Linked DNA regions of Homo sapiens: region 2 is linked to region 1. Evidence: chromatin loops called from intact Hi-C (ENCODE). Cell type or tissue: B cell. All regions are shown on one strand.

The links. Peaks named below come from ENCODE experiments on the same cell type or tissue, not always from the same donor. Only the 100,000 strongest peaks of a DNase experiment are listed, where the experiment ranks them.
Region 2: it touches region 1 in a loop (14-fold over the local background); 7 of 110 quality-filtered maps call a loop at or near these places.

What each region holds. Positions count from the first base shown.
Region 1 is chr7:140,301,117-140,309,116 of GRCh38, forward strand. It overlaps LOC124901758 (a long non-coding RNA gene), which reads right to left. Exons shown (of 2, transcript XR_007060560.1): 2 at 167-1,441. Among named protein-coding and RNA genes, the nearest start is that of SLC37A3, 93 kb to the right of the region's middle. In B cell, a CTCF peak has its summit at 3,591; a DNase peak (open chromatin) is centred at 3,465; H3K27ac peaks cover 590 bases; H3K27me3 peaks cover 295 bases.
Region 2 is chr7:140,049,444-140,057,443 of GRCh38, forward strand. PARP12 (poly(ADP-ribose) polymerase family member 12) reads right to left here. Exons shown (of 12, transcript NM_022750.4): 3 at 7,413-7,710; 4 at 5,219-5,320. Among named protein-coding and RNA genes, the nearest start is that of PARP12, 9.5 kb to the right of the region's middle. RefSeq lists a silencer at 2,312-2,512. In B cell, no CTCF peak of the experiment used is centred here; a DNase peak (open chromatin) is centred at 4,578; H3K4me3 peaks cover 780 bases; H3K27ac peaks cover 5,284 bases.

The DNA of each region.
Region 1 (8,000 bases):
AACTCCTGGGCTCAAGTGACCCTCCTGCCTCAGCCCCCCAAAGTGCTGGATTTACAGGCATGAGCCATTGCACCTGGCCTGAATTTTGCATTTTAGTAAGATCCCAAGTGACCTGTACCCACGTTCAAGGTTGGGAAGGACTGGCCTACATCTTTCATTGTGTGTGTATTTTTAAATAAATGTTTTTATTAAAATAGAGCACACATACAGAACCATTTGATAAATTATCACAAAGTGAATCCATAGAGGCACCCAGCCCCCCGATTAAGAAATAGAATAGGGCTAGGGTTAATAGCACCCTAGAAGTTCTCTTTCCCAGACACTCACCCCCAACCCTGGTCCCCAAAGGTAACCAATATTCTCGCTTCTAATGGCATAAGTTAATTTGATCCACATTTGTTCTTCATGTACATGGAATCATATTGCACGTATTTTTTTGTGTCTGGCTGCTTTCGTTTGTGAGATTCTAAAATCCTCACTAGGAACCCCAGCCTTCCACTGTGTACTTACACATTTTATACTGCTCTCTCATGTTTCCTGAGTCTTCTATCCCCAGAAAACTGTAAAGTTAAGGAAAGCCCATTTTATCCAAATAAATATTTAGCGAGCACCCACACTGTGCCAGGATTGTGGGGGGCTGAACCCCAACATGTGTTGCCAAATCGAGAGTTCCGTGTCATGTGAGGCATCTTGCCTAAGTAGTTTTCAGGGATGTGGAAGATTCACGTTGGTATGTGATTTCAATCTCTGAAAGGAATTTATTACCTGCCCTAAAGACACCCCAAACTGCACTTCAGCACACAGCTAACAAGTGACAGCAGGCTTCTCGCTTATGTCTTTAGAACACATCATAAAACCTAGTTCCCAGGAGCTGCTGTCTCGATGATTTCTGCTTTTCTTCAAGTGTTATTTGGTTAAATATTGAGATTCCCTCAGCTAAAAGTTATAAGTCTCTCAGAAAGCTGTTGATGCTTGTTCTTCTCAGGGCTTCCAGAAATAAATTATGCACGGACACTTTCCCCATTGATGGTTGTGACACTTAAGCCCTCTTGTTTGTTTAATTTTTAAAATATTTTTGAGACAAGGTCTCACTCTGTCGCCCAGGCTGGAGGGCAGTGGTGCAATCATGGCTCACTGCAGCCTCAACCTCCAGGGCTCAAGTGATCCTCCCACCTCTCAGCCTTCCCAGTAGCTGGGACTACAGATGCGTGCCACCACACCTGGCTAGTTTTTGTATTTTTTGTAGAGACAGGGCTTTGCCATGTTCCCCAGGCTTGTCTTGAACTCCTGGGCTTAAGTGATCCACCCGCCTCCATCTCCCAAAATGACAGGATTACAGGCATCAGCCACCGTGCCTGCCTTCTTGTTTGATTTGTTCACTGTCAGTGTTGCTGAGACCAATAGTCAGTCACCTTCTTTCTGGGCCTTGATTTTCTCATCTCTGAAAAGGAGGAAATGTATTACATCAGAGGTTTCTAACCTGAAATCCCTGGATCTCCCAGGGAATCCATTAATCCCTGGAAATTATATGGAAGATTATGCATGTGTGTATTCGAGGGGAAGGGAGTCCGGAATAACTACCCCCATCCCCTCCCAAAATTAAACACCATCATGCTCAGTAATACCCAATAATTTTTTTGTTTGTTTGTTTTTTTGAGACAGAGCCTCCCTCTGTCACCCAGGCTGGAGTGCAGTGGTGCAATCTCGGCTCACTGCAACCTCCGCCTCCCAGGTTCAAGCAATCCTCCTGCCTCAGCCTCCCGAGTAGTTGGCATTACAGGCACCTGCCACCACACCTGACTAATTTTTGTATTTTTAGTAGAGACGGAGTTTCCCCATGTTGGCCAGGCTGGTCTCGAACTCCTGACCTCGAGTGATGTGCCTGCCTTGGCCTCCCAAAGTGCTGGGATTACAGGTGTGAGCCCCCACATCCAGCCCCCAAGAACATTTTGGAGCACTATCATTCCACAATCATGTGGCTACTTGTGTCAGCTGCAGAGCATCACTTTTGCTAAGTGTCTGGTTCCAGCTGAATCTTAAGAAAAGGTGATTCACTTTGCCTTTTTCCTTCCATAAGTTTTTCTGCCCTAACAGAAAGAATACTGTAAAAGTGCAACACCTCTTAATAGCGTCGCCCTCTGATCTCTTCAGGTGAAGGTCATTTCATTTAAAATAGCAAGGTCCTGAATCACGTCCATCAATTTTCATATAACCTCAATCTGGGTCCTTTTGTATTTGGCTGGCTTGTTTTCTAAATGCTGGAGCTATTCTAACCCTCAGAACGTGTCTGCAGGTCTGGTTATCATAACCAAATGGATGGGAGACGGGAGCATACCAATATATTTGGAACAATTCAACAATCCAATTTTCTCTACCCAGAGAAACAGCTCTGCAGCAGCCCCGAATGGCTACACATGCCAGGTTTGCCTAATTGGACATGGGTGTTAGCCCATCACCTGAGCAAAGGAGGGAAGCAGAACCCTCCCTGCCTGTCATGTTCAGAGCTCATTAGTTCCCACACAATCACATTAGGTTACAGATTTTCTGTGTGCCAGTTCCCCAGCGGTACCCTAGCAACAAGTTGAGCCAACAGTTTTCATTACAAACTGCCTTGGTCAGTATAAAGGAACCATCTTATATTTCTTCCAGAGAGCAAAACATGCTAGACTCTTAAGTGTTCTTAATAATTGGCTTCACTGCAGATGATAGAGGTGGTTTCAGAACTCATCCTCTTCCTAAAATATGTATTTCTCTGTTCTTAGTTCTCTAAAGAAATAGAGCTCCATGGCCTAGCGCAGTGCCTCACGCCTGTAATCTCAGCACTTTGGGAGGCCGACGTGGGTGGATCACCTGAGGTCAGGAGTTCGAGACCAGCCTGACCAATATGGTGAAACCCCGCCTCTACTAAAATTACAAAAAATTAGCTGAGCGTGGTGGCATGCGCCTGTAGTCCCAGCTACTCAGGAGGCTGAGACAGGAGAATCTCTTGAACTCGGGAGGCGGGGAGGTTGCAGTGAGCTGAGATTGCGCCACTGCACTCTAGCCTGGGCGACAGAGCAAGAGTGCATCTCAAAAAAAAAAAAAAAAAAAAAGGAAAAAAGGAAAAAAGAAATAGAGCTCCATGATCAACCTTTGTGACTCCAAGTGTGGCCCACGAACCAACCACCGCAGCATCATTTGGAGATTGCTAGAAATGAAAACATCTCAGCCCCACTCCAGACCATCTGGGCTAGAATCTGCACTTTAACCAGATCTTCAGGTGACTCACACATGCAAATTCAAAAAGTACTCCAGAGAAATCACCCAAAGCCCCACTAGTAGACAGTATCTGCCTTACATCTGTGACCTTCTAGCAAGTAATTCATGATCACTAAATGTGAGCCTCTTTCCTTCTCCCTGTTAAAACCCAGGGCACCACCAGAGAAGCTTAGAGGGAGGAAGGGAAGGAGAAACAGGCCCAGAAGATGAAGAACTTGGAGAGAGAAGGAGTAATGAAGATGGAGGAGTGAAAAATGAAAGGGCTTGGGGTGGCCTTCAGAGCCTCCCCATAAGGGGTTTTAGGCCTTCAGGGTGTTCTCCGTAGTCACACACTGCCTCCTAGAGTTACTTGGTTAATAGTCTCTAAATAGGACTCACTTTTTAACTTTGATGACTTTTGAAAAGAAATGCATGTCTCAGGTTTTATGTGCATGTTATAATTTTTCTTTTTGAGACAGGGTGTCACTCTGTTGCCCAAGCTGGAGTGCAGTGGCACTATCTCAGCTCATGGCAACCTCTGCCCCCCAGGCTCAAGCCATCCTCCCACCTCAGCCTCCCAAGTAGCTGGGACTACAGGCGTATGCCACTACACCTGGCTAATTTTTGTGTTTTTGTAGAGCCAGAATTTTGCCATGTCACCTAGGCTGGTCTTGAACTCCTGGGCTCAAGTGATCTGCCCACTTCGCCCTCCCAAAGTGCTGAGATTACAGGTATGAGCCACCATGCCCAGCCATATTTTTTTCTAATACACATTAAAATAGATTCGTGGCTATTAACATTTTGTGAAGTGTTGTTTGTAACCACTGCAGACGATCCCTGGGGACACCTGATCTGGAAGAATGATAGTCCAAGTGGTGCAGGAAGTCCCCTGAGAGCTGGCACAAAATCTACAGGGCTGGTTCTATATCCTCTTTTGTGTGTGTGTGTGTGTGTGTGTGTGTGTGTGTGTGTGTGTGTGTGTGACGGAGTCTCGCTCTGTCACCAAGGCTGGAGTGCAATGGCGCAATCTCAGCTCACCGCAACCTCCGCCTCCCGGATTCAAGCAATCTTCCTGCCTCAGCCTCCCAAGTAGCTGGGATTACAGCCATCCACCACTATGCCCAGCTAATTTTTGTATTTTTAGTAGAGACAGGGTCTCACCATGTTGGCCAGGCTGGTCTTGAACTCCTGATCTCAGGTGATCCCACCTGTCTTGGCCTCCCAAAGTGCTGGGATTACAAGCATGAGCCACCATGCCCGGCTTTTTTTCTTTTTTCTTTTTGAGACAGAGTCTTGCTCTGTCACCCAGGCTGGAGTGCAGTGACATGATCACAGCTCACTGCAGCCTGGACCTCCTATCCTCCCTCCCGAGTAGCTAGGACCACAGGTATGCACCACCATGCCTGGTCAATTATTTTTTTATTTTTTTTATTTTTTTAGTAGAGATAGAGTCTCATTATGTTGGCCAGGCTGGTCTCGAACTCCTGGGCTCAAGTGATCCTCCCACCTTGGTCTCCCAAAGTGTTGAGACTACAGGCATGAGCCACTGAACTGGGCTGAGGTTCGTACTATTTTCTCATGTGTCTAAACTGCATTGCAGGACACAAGGGTGTGGTATAATAGTTGTTATTCAGCCAAGTTAAAGCAGCAGTCCACTGCAGATCAGGAGGACCACTCACATAGAACCTGCTTAAGGGTAGTGGCAAGAACTTGGAATAATGATTGCAGATTAGGCCAAGCACAGTGGCTTATACCTGTAATCCTGGCACTTTGGGAGGCTGAGGCAGGCAGACCACTTGAGGTCAGGAGTTTGAGATCAGCCTGGCCAACATGGTGAAACCCCGTCTCTACTAAAAATGCAAAAATTAGTCGGGCATGGTGGCAGGTGCCTGTAGTCCCAGCCACTCAGGGGGCTGAGGCAGGAGAATTGGTTGAACCCACAAAGCAGAGGCTGCAGTGGGCCGAGATGATGCCACTGCACTCCAGCCTGGGTGACAGAGTGAGACTCCATCTCAACAACAAAAAAAAGATTGTAGATTAACAAGCAAATGTTTGCTTAATACTGTAAGTTAACATAAGGCACATGGGTTAGGTTGGCTAGAGTCCTGACTACAGCAGCCATCCAAGACCATCATCTGGGTTCAGAGCATGGATCTAAAAGAAGCAAGAAGCCCTCATCTGGATGTCGGTTGGCCTGAAGGAGCCTGGGGGCCTCTGATCTCCTGCAAGTCACGGCCACGCTTTCCTTCACTTAGCAGCTGGCCTCCACAGAGATGTCAGCAATTCGTAGGAACGGTTGTTCCCTTTATCCTTTGAGAAAAGGGACATGCAAAATAAGCCAAACATTTTCTAGTGTGAACAGACTGAGGTGCTACTTTTAAAAAGAAACAGGGAGCAACCGAAAAGTCCAATGGAAAACAGAAAATAACCAAGAGGTCAGAAACTAACACCAGAGAAGAAAGTAGCAATGATTTAAATGTGCGCATTAACAGTTCACAGGAATGGAACAGAGTTTCCATACGCTGAAAGGTGAGTCTCTTTTCCATCTCCACCGAGAGCACAACTTCAAAGGAACAGACTCAAATTGTCGGAAGGGCTAAAAAGAACAACTTTGACTTGTTAGGGATATCAGACTCTGATCCAAACTAACAAAGGAAATAATGTGCTCGCCTTGGAAAATCTTTTTTTTTAAATGGATAGCTTAAAAAAAAAAAGTGCGCCTGGCTGTATTGTGGGCTAGGGGCGGGTTCTGGCTGGACATTAGGGGTAGAGTCTCTGGTGTCTTTCAATCGGTTATAAAAAGCTCCTAGGCCCTCAGTCCAGTCTTTTCTAGAAGTACAATTAATTATATTGCATTAAATATTGCCTGCGGTAAGTGGGCCATCAATGAAGCTGAGTCTTTCTGTTATTTCTGTTTCCGTGCTTTGAAGACAAGTGTCCTCTCACAGAGCTCTTTGTAAACAGACTTTCTGCCAATTGAATAGAGTAGATTAATTGCACTATAGGAGGAGGGAGAACTTGCAATGTAAAGTGATTCTATGGTACGCTTTACTGTAAAAATGAGAGTCTATTGTAAATGTGGGTTTTTGAAAAGCAAAATGGAAGAGCCCAGGCCAGGTAAAAGAATGAATTCCCATCGCACATAGGATAGAGAAGCAGGGCAGCCGGCAGGTGCCGCATGCACATAAAGCTGTTAGCACCATGCCTAGCCCTGAGGACTCAAGCAACCCATGGAAGCTCCTGAAATACTATCAGCCTGTTTGGATACTGTTATCCTCCTATTCTCCCACGTCTACATAAGCACCAGCAATGACGGAGGATTAAGATTTCATCTAGTGCTCATCAATCTCTTAAATCTCTGTTCAGGAACTGACAGTGGTTCAAATCCCAGCTCTCAGCCGGGCACGGTGGCTCATGCCTGTCATCCGAGCACTTTGGGAGGCCGAGGCGGGTGGATCCCTTGAGGCCAGGAGTTTGAGACTAGCCTGGCCAACATGGTGAAACCCTGTCTCTACTAAAAATACAAAAATTAGCTGGGTGCGGTGGTGGGCACCTGTAATCCCAGCCACTCAGGAGGCTGAGGCAGGAGAATCACTTGAACCCAGGAGGCAGAGGTTGCAGTGGGCCAAGATCATGCCATTGCACTCCAGCCTGGTCGACAAAAGCAAAACTCCGTCTCAAAAAAACAAAAAAACAAAACAAAACAAAACAAAAAAAACCCGCCCTCCTCTCTCTCCACTTAGGTCAAGCCAACCTTCTCCCTAACCTCTGCAAAACTTCAGCTCCTCCCTGCTCTTGCCTTTTTCCGCACTCCTGGGAGCAAAGAGATGAAAACAGATGGTTGCAAATGACTCCTATGGACTGGAGCTGAAATGTAGGTTGAAGGTAACAGTGGAGAGAGTACAGGCAAACAAAGCCCAAAGTCCAGCTCCTTCTCCTCAGCTTTCTGCTCCCTCCAACTTTCCTCTGGAAAGTTCTCAACAGTAAACAGCTCACACAGTTCGGGAAGTTTGAGGGGCTTGCACTTTTTCCATGAAACTCTTCAAACAATCATATGAAAATATATTGCAATTATTAGACATCTGGTTTACCCAAATAATATTATATACAAGTACCATTTAATACAGAAGTCGGATTTTACTGCTTTTGGTGAAAGGCCAGAGTGAGATTAAAGAGCAAAGAACAGCACAATGTAACCTGAAGTTAGAGTCAGAGTGAATAACATTGCAAAGGAACTTTCAAAGGAGGAATTATTTCTGGGTCAATTTAACTGTAGAGTCTAAAATAACTTTAGCCGCCAGCTCAGAAGATAAAGTCTAAACGGACATGTCTGTGTCAAAGAGTAAGAAACTAGCTTTTTCTGAAACATTTCTTTCTTTCTTTTTTTTTTCTGAGACGGAGTCTTGCTCTGTCACCCAGGCTGGAGTGCAGTGGCACGATGTCGGCTCACTGCAACCTCCGCCTCCTGGGTTCAAGCAATTCTCTGCCTCAGCCTCCCGAGTAGCTGGCATTACAGGCACCTGCCACCACGCCCGGCTAGTTTTTGTATTTTTAGTAGAGACGGGGTTTCACCATCTTGGCCAGGCTGGTCTTGGACTCCTGACCTCGTGATCCACCAGCCTTGGCCTCCCAAAGTGCTAGGATTACAGGCGTGAGCCACTGCACCTGGCCTGAAACATTTCTCAAGTGAATACACATTAGAATTATCCCCCAAACCTTTCTAGTGAAAAGGGTTGATCGATTGGAAGGGTCTAGATGTGTCA
Region 2 (8,000 bases), 250 kb before region 1:
CCTGTTCCCTCCCTGAAAGGCATTAGAGGAAATGATCAGGGATGAGAGCAGAAGGCCACCCCAGGGCATCCCAGTAGTCAAATGCTATACCTACAAACCCCAGGCACAGGTGTACTATGGACAGCCTGAGACAGGATCTCCCTGCAAACAGGCACATCCTGGGGAAGGTGCACTCCTTAGGGCCCTCCAGGCTGATGCTTCCTCAGGAAGGACATGGGGGCCAGGGGAATGCACTATAATCAAACAGCAGGCCTGAGGCTTCCGTTCTGAAACAAAGCTGAGCTATAGACCACACTGTTCACAGCTGGAAGGTGCCCAGGACAGGAGGCACCAGGTAAGCCACTGCAGCCACAGCAGCTGGTGAGAGCCTAGTCCCAGCACAGCGGTAGAGACATAAGGTCCTTTCCCTTGTCCTGGTCTTCCTGTCCCCTTTCTCAACTTCTTTTCCCGCCTTCTAATGTTCCCTACCTCACGTTGGCATTCCAGGGGCTTTCTAGGACGTGAGTCATAGAAATCAAATCAATTTGGCAGACAAAACACCACATCCACCCCAGCCCTTCCTCCCTATAGTCCTTGAAATAACAGGCCAGAGAGAATAATAAATCCAAAAGCACTGGAAAACAATAAAAAATACCATCAAAAGACCAGAATTATTCAAGAATTGCTAAAACTATGGAGCAATGAGAATCAAATAGATATAAAAAGAAGAGAGAAAAATGCAGACAAAATGTGCAGAACATACCACAGAAGTAGAAAAGATCTGGGGTCATCACAGATTCAGAGTCAGATGAAGCCAGGAGCAAGAACGATACCCAGGCCAATCCCAATGAGAACAATGGGAGCCCCTGGCAGAGGCACTCCCTTCCCCTAACTTGCTTGTGTGAAGGAAGCTTGCTGTGCACTTCCTAGTTAAACTAAGTGTGAATATAAGGGTTAGAGCAAGAGAAAAGCAAATGAGACGGCCACCAAAGCCCCCGTCCCAGTCCTAGGCTACATGCCAGCCTCCCACCTCACCAAGCAGGACCTTCTGCCTCTTCCCCACCATCACTAGAATGAGGGCCTGGAATCCAAATCAGCCCCATGGAAATCAACCAACAGGTATACGGGATTCTCAAGCACCAACGTGACAGACAACCAAGAGTCGCTCAACACATGAAGGAAAACAATTCAAAGAGAGGCAGCAACTCACACAGAAACAGCGATACCTAAGGACAGAATGATCAGAGTTAAGAGAACAAGTATTCACAGCTAGACTTCAACCTAAAAGCCTAGCCCCTGAAACTTCTAGGAAAACACCATAAGAGAAAACATTCTGTAGGCTTAGAATAGGCAAATATTTTTAGGATACAAAAAACACAAACCATAAAAGAAAAAAAATATTATCTGGACACCACTATTAAAATACCTGTACACTATAAAGGAAATAAACATGAAAGACTGGAAGGATATATCTTCAGTATAAATCATATACAAAACACAACTCAATAAGAGATCAAATAACCCAATAAAAATGGGTATAACTGTCACTAAAGACCAATACTGTATGATTCCATTTATATGAAATATTCAAGCAAATCTATAGAGATGGAACCTTCATCTGTAGTCATCAGGAGCTGGGGGGAGGGAAGACTGCTAATGAAGACGGGGTTACTTTGGGGGTGTTGAAAATGTTTTCATATTGCCTATGATGATGGCTGCCCAATTCTGTGTTAATATTACATATGTAAGTGGACTTCAAAAAGTTCATGGAAAACGGAATTAAAAGATAAAAAATATAAACTTTATTTCTCAATATAAGCTCCATCAAGTTCAGGACACTTTTGTAAAAGACGATACCAGCCATTTAGTCCACCCATAAAGAACCAAGGGTCCTAGGAATTTAACCATGTCAATCCAGTCTTTTTTCTACATTATTAACTGAAGAAAAATGGGTGCCCTTTAAAGATTTTTTTTCTTTTTTTTTTTTAGACAGAGTTTCACTCTGTCGCCCAGGCTGGAGTGCAGTGGCACGGTCTCGGCTCACCGCAACCTCCACCTCCCGGGTTCAAGTGACTTTCCTGCCTCATCCTCCCAAGTAGCTGTGATTACAGGTATGTGCCACCACACCCAGCTAATTTTTGTATTTTTAGTAGAGACAGGGTTTCACCATGTTGGCCAGGCGGGTCTCAAACTCCTGACCTCAAGTGATCCACCTGCCTCGGCCTCTCAAAGTGCTGAGATTACAGGCATGAGCCACCATGACCGACCTAAAGATTTTTAAGATTAGAAAACAAAAAGAAGTCAGAAAGAGCCAAATCAGGACTGTAAAGTGAATGCCTACAGATTTCCCATTGAAACTCTTGCAAAATTGCCCTTGATTGATGAGGAATGAGCAGCAGCCTTGTGGTGGTGGAGAAGGACCCTCTGGTGAAGCTTTCTGGGCATTTTTTTGCTAAAGTTTTGGCTTTCTCAAGACACTCTCATCATAAGCAGATGTTATTGCTCTTTGGCCCTCTAGAAAGCCAACAAGTAAAATGTCTTCAGCATCTCAAAAAACTGTTGCTGTGACTTCTGCTCCTGATCACTTCTGCTGTGACTGGGCCACTTCCCCCTTTTAGGAGCCATTGCTTTGTCTCCAGGATCCTACTGGTAAAGCCATGTTCCATCTCCTGTTACAACTCTTCAGAGAAATGCTTCAGGATCTTGATACCACTTGTTTAAAATTTCCATTCAAAGTTCTGCTCTTGTCTGCAGCTGATCCAGGCAGAATGGTTTTGGCACTCATAGAGTGGAAAGTTTGCTCAAATTTAATTTTTAATTTTTCTGGCAGACTGTATAAACTGAACTAATCAAGATGTCTGGTGTCAGTTACTGTTTGTGCTGTTAATCACTGGTCTTCAATTAAGGAACAAACAACATTAATTTTTTTTCTCACAAATTGATGTGCATAGCTCCATCTTTAACATTCTCTCATCCCTTCTTAAAATGACTTACTCATTTATAAACTGATTTCTTTGGGACATTGTCCTCATAAACTTTTTTGTAAAGCATCAATGATTTTGTCATTCTGCCACCCAAGAGTCACCATTAATTTGATATTTGTTCTTGCTTCAACTGCAGCAAAATTCATGTTGCTTTGATAGGGGCTCTTTCCAAATTGATGTCTTATCCTTCTTAGTGCCTCAAACTAGATCCTCTTCAGATATGTTATTACAAGTTAGTATGAATTTATTTTGGTGCAAAACTTTTGAACTCCATGCATAATTTTTTCATAATATGCATTTTCCACAAACTTTCTGAAGACCCCTTTTGTGTGTGTGTGTGTGTGTGTGTGTGTGTGTGTGTGTAAAGCTGTTATATAAAAAATAGGCAAAAGATTTGAGTAGATACTTCACAGAAAATATACAGATGCCCCAAAAGTACATGTAAATAAAAGTTAAACATCATTAATCATCAGGGAAATGCAAATTAAAACCACGAGACATCATCACTCACTGATTAGAATGGCTAAAACTTAAAAGACAATGCCAAGTGTTAGCAAGAATATACAATAACTGAAACTCTCACACGTTGCTGGTGGGAACATAAAATATTATTATCTATTTTGGAAGACAGTTTGGCAGTTTCTTACAAAGTCAATCACATGACATAACCCAGTAACTATGTCTGTCTTTTACCCAAGAGAAATGGAAACATATATCCACATGAAAACTTATACATAAATATTTATAGAAGTTGTATTTGTAAAAGCCAAAAACTGGCAACAACCCAAATGTTCATCAACATATGAATGGATAAACAAATTGCAGTCAATCATGCAATGGAATACTACTGTGCAATAAAAAGAAACAAATGATTGATATGCCAGCATGACTGAATCTCAAAAACATGCTGATGAGAGAAGCCAGGCACAAGATAATACACTGTATGATTCCATGTATGTGAAATTCTAGAAAAGGCAAATCTAATCTATAGTGACAAAAAGTAGATCAGGGGTTTCCTGGGCGTGACAAACTAGGGGGTGAGGATTAATTATAAAGGAGCATAAAACAATGTTTTTGGAGGGGGTTCCATATCTTGATGGTAGAGATGGTTACATGAGCATATATACTTATCAAAACTCAGTATACATTTAAAATGGTACACTTTAGCTTGTGTAAACTATAGCTCAGTAATATTGCTTTCAGAATACACATATATATGTGTGTGTATATATATATAGCTCATATTCCTTGACCTATCATTCCATTCCCCAGAATCTATCTATGGAAATACTCACATATATGTACTTCAATGCTCAATGGAACATCATTATAATCAACTACTACACACTTGTTTTTAAAATGAGGTGGACTTTCACATACTGACATGGAAAAAAAATCTCCAAGATACAATGTTAAGATGCAGATTGAATAATAACATTATCACATGCTCCTATCTGTTTAAAAACATATAAAACAAATATCACAACCACACGGGAAGTGTTTACCTTTGGGCAAAGACGATGGAGGACTTCATGCTTCACTCTGTATTACTGAACTGTTTTACAGAGTGAAAGTATTCATTAATTGCTTGGGTAATTTTTAAAAACTGAAAATGAAACAAGAAGTTTGGTGGTTGTCAAGGGGAGTCACCAAATTTGAGAACAAACCTTTCTTCAGTCAAAGCCCAGGACAGCATTTAAGAAGAAAACAAAGGTTTAGTGAAAATACAGACAGGCACATGCACACCAGAATTGCTGCTTCTGATAAAAAAGAGATCACTGGATTGTTCACTGGATCAATACAGAAAAAAAACCCCAATTTAAACAACTACTCATCCTCCAAGAGCTAACACAAGTGTTTCCTTCGCAGTGAGGTCCTTTCCAGTTTCTAAGGGAGCTCTCAGCCTATCATCACCCTTATCTTTGTTCCCACCAGGCTGAGCAGTTCCCTGTCCTGTGCAGGTCTGTGACCTCATGCTAAGCTGACCAAGGCTCAATACTTGACACTCATTTGGTGCATGAACCAGTTATGTTCCCAAAAATGATCCACATTTAATTTCTGAAAACTCAAAGAATTGCTACCATCTTCAACTCCCCAACAAAATACCTTCAGAATTGGTTTGGCCAAAGTGCCAAGCCCTGATCCTCTCCGGATGGGGTAGAGGTTTGGTAGGGGGTGACTTCAGAGCACAGCTCTGGGAATGACAAGCAGTTACCCCTCCCACAAGTGGAATGAAGGAGCCTCTTCCAACTTACCTTGAAAGCTACAACTTTTCCGGATATGGTACAAACAGATCTGATCACCCTCCTCCTGGCTAAGAGTGTTTGGGGACACAGAACCTGAACTGTCTTTTCTTTCTGCAAAGAAACACCACAAAGATATGTCAGCTTCTGATATGGGGTATAAAAGAGAGTTAAAGAGGATTCATTCAGTTCTCTGCACAAAAGTGGGCAACGCAAGCTCACAAAGCCCTATCGTGTTTGGGGTGAAAGTGCTCCTACACAGGTGGATCCTCTACTTTTTAGTGACAGGCTGGCAGCCTGACGCCACATGGCTGCTTGCCAGATCCAGGACTCCATGAAGGGGACTCCTTTCTCAACTCTCGCTGTCCATTCAATTCACTAGGAGACCCATTTAAAAACACAAGTGCCTGATTCTGCCCTAGACTGACTTCACTCCAGACTGACTGAATCAGAACCTCCAGGGGTGGGACTTGGGACACTTTTGTAATAAGGGGAGAACCATTGTCTTACATGTTGAGGCATCTTACAATTCCTTCTATGCCTAAGGTTGTGATGACCCCTGAGGGCAAACAGAGGGCTAATTTTATAAACTAGATTTGAAGCTATATAGCAAACATTCATTAATGAACTATCAGAATTGGGTACTAATACCAAGACAAGAGTAATAAAAAGAAAGTCCACATTTCAAAATGAAGCCCCTTTAATTAATTTTAGGTTAATTATCAGGATCTTAATATAAAAAGGGCACATAAATCCTTTCTATTTTACCTTTACTAGCACCATGCCAATGAGTCTTTACCTATGACATTTACCCTCACCCAGCTAACCCCAATGAGCACATAAAATTAATTTGCAATCCCTATTTAGTGTCACCTGTCGTTATTCATCTTCCCTTTTCTTTTTATAAGCCCCTGAGATACTTCACTCAAAATCTAGGTCTATGGGACCCCGAAGGTCATCTCCCTCTCTCCCGACGATGGTGACTGCTCTTGCAGCTGACATCACTGGCAGTGGATCCCTCCTCCCTTTCTGACAAGGCTATAATCCAACTGTATTCAAGGCTGTAAGATACTCCTAAAGATCTATTTAATACAAAACCTGTCTACTTCTAGGATTCCTACAACTGAAAGAAATCAACAAAACATAATTGAAGACAATGTAAAGAAAAAACAAATTCAAAAGACAACTTTTAAATATAAAAGTCAGGTACAATTAGAGTGGTGCTTTTGTTTGCAGGTAGTCCTGGCATGCAACTGACATTCTAGGAAGTGCTCTATTAAAATTGTAGCCACCACTACAGCTGAGAGGGTTTGATTCTGCTCTGAGGGGAGGCATGTCTCAGCTTCGCCAAGGAATAACCAGCACCCAAGACAGCGCCCAGCATGTGGCAAGCACACAAAGGTGCTGAATGAAAGAGTGGGTAACAGAATGGCCAGCCAATGGCTGATACTGTGAAATCCAATGAATGCCAGTGTATCATCATCTCCCTGACAGACCACATTATTCATCTGCCCCACAAGAGGTACTCAAGAAATGCTTATTAAATAAAAATCTCTGTTCAAAATCTGCCTGTCACTAAACCTGACAGTCTTTTTTAAAAAATAAGTATCCTAGCACACTCATTCATTCAACAAATGTCAGAGTACCTACTGTGGGCCAGGCACTGTCTAGGTGCTGGAGATGAGCAGGGAACAAAGCAAATTTACAATGGCTCAAAAACTCTACTTATTGATGTCAGGAATACAGCCAATGCCATAATTAAGGTATGCTTCTTTCACTCATTTTGTAAAATCAGAATACAACACAAGGAATGCTCCCCAGAGCTGTGCAGCACAGCATTCCTAACTTTGGGTTCCTCCCTGAAGAGCATGCTCTCGTGGGGGTGAAGATAGGGGTGACTGCACAGGGGGAGGAGCCAAGTCTCCCATTTCAGTGCAGACTAGGCCCATCCAGAATTCACTCACCATCAATACCAATTCACATTTGTCTAGGATGGCATGCTTGATCAAGTCTATGATTTCAACTTATCCTCACCCCCGCACTCCCTGCCTTGTTAGGAAAGCATCATCAACTCCATTTTACTAAAAGCAGCACCAGACTTGCCCAAAGTCACACATTCCATGTAATGGCTAGCTGGAATCCGGGAACCCCCAGCCCAGGACCTCCCGTGCTCCCCACCAGCCTTACCACTCCCCACCAGCCTTACCAGAAGTCCCCTGTGGGACAAAAAGAGGAGGCACTCTGCTGGGGGCAGAGCTCTTATTCTTGATGTCATGTGCATTTCTATAAATGGTAGGCAGCCTGCTCACCAGGTCTGAGCTCATACCCAACTTCTCCAATTTTTCCAGATTCTCAGAATTAGAGAAATCATGGGATCTCTTACAGCTAGTGCCAAACTTGCATTCCCCCTGTAAAAAATACTGGCAGATATGGAGCTTGATGCACTGCTTTTGAAAGGCACAAGAGCCGTGGGGTCCATCTCCTTTGTTGTAATGTTGGCAAATCTGTTGACAGAGAGGGAAAAAACCACCAGTTCAGGAAGGTCTCACACGACACCACCTCCCCAGTGGCCAGTCCACTGGTGAGAAAGGGGCTTCACAAGCTGTGATTCCATCATCCACACAGAACACAGCTATTACATCCCTCACTCTAGATGACGGCTGCTAACAAATGCCCTTGGCTAAAAGGGGAACGAAATGGAAAGGAGACTGCACAGAATCAGCCCCTCCACTGGGAAAATCCAAGAACTTCAAAGTGACTAGAGCTGCTCCTTTCACATGAGACAATGCAAATC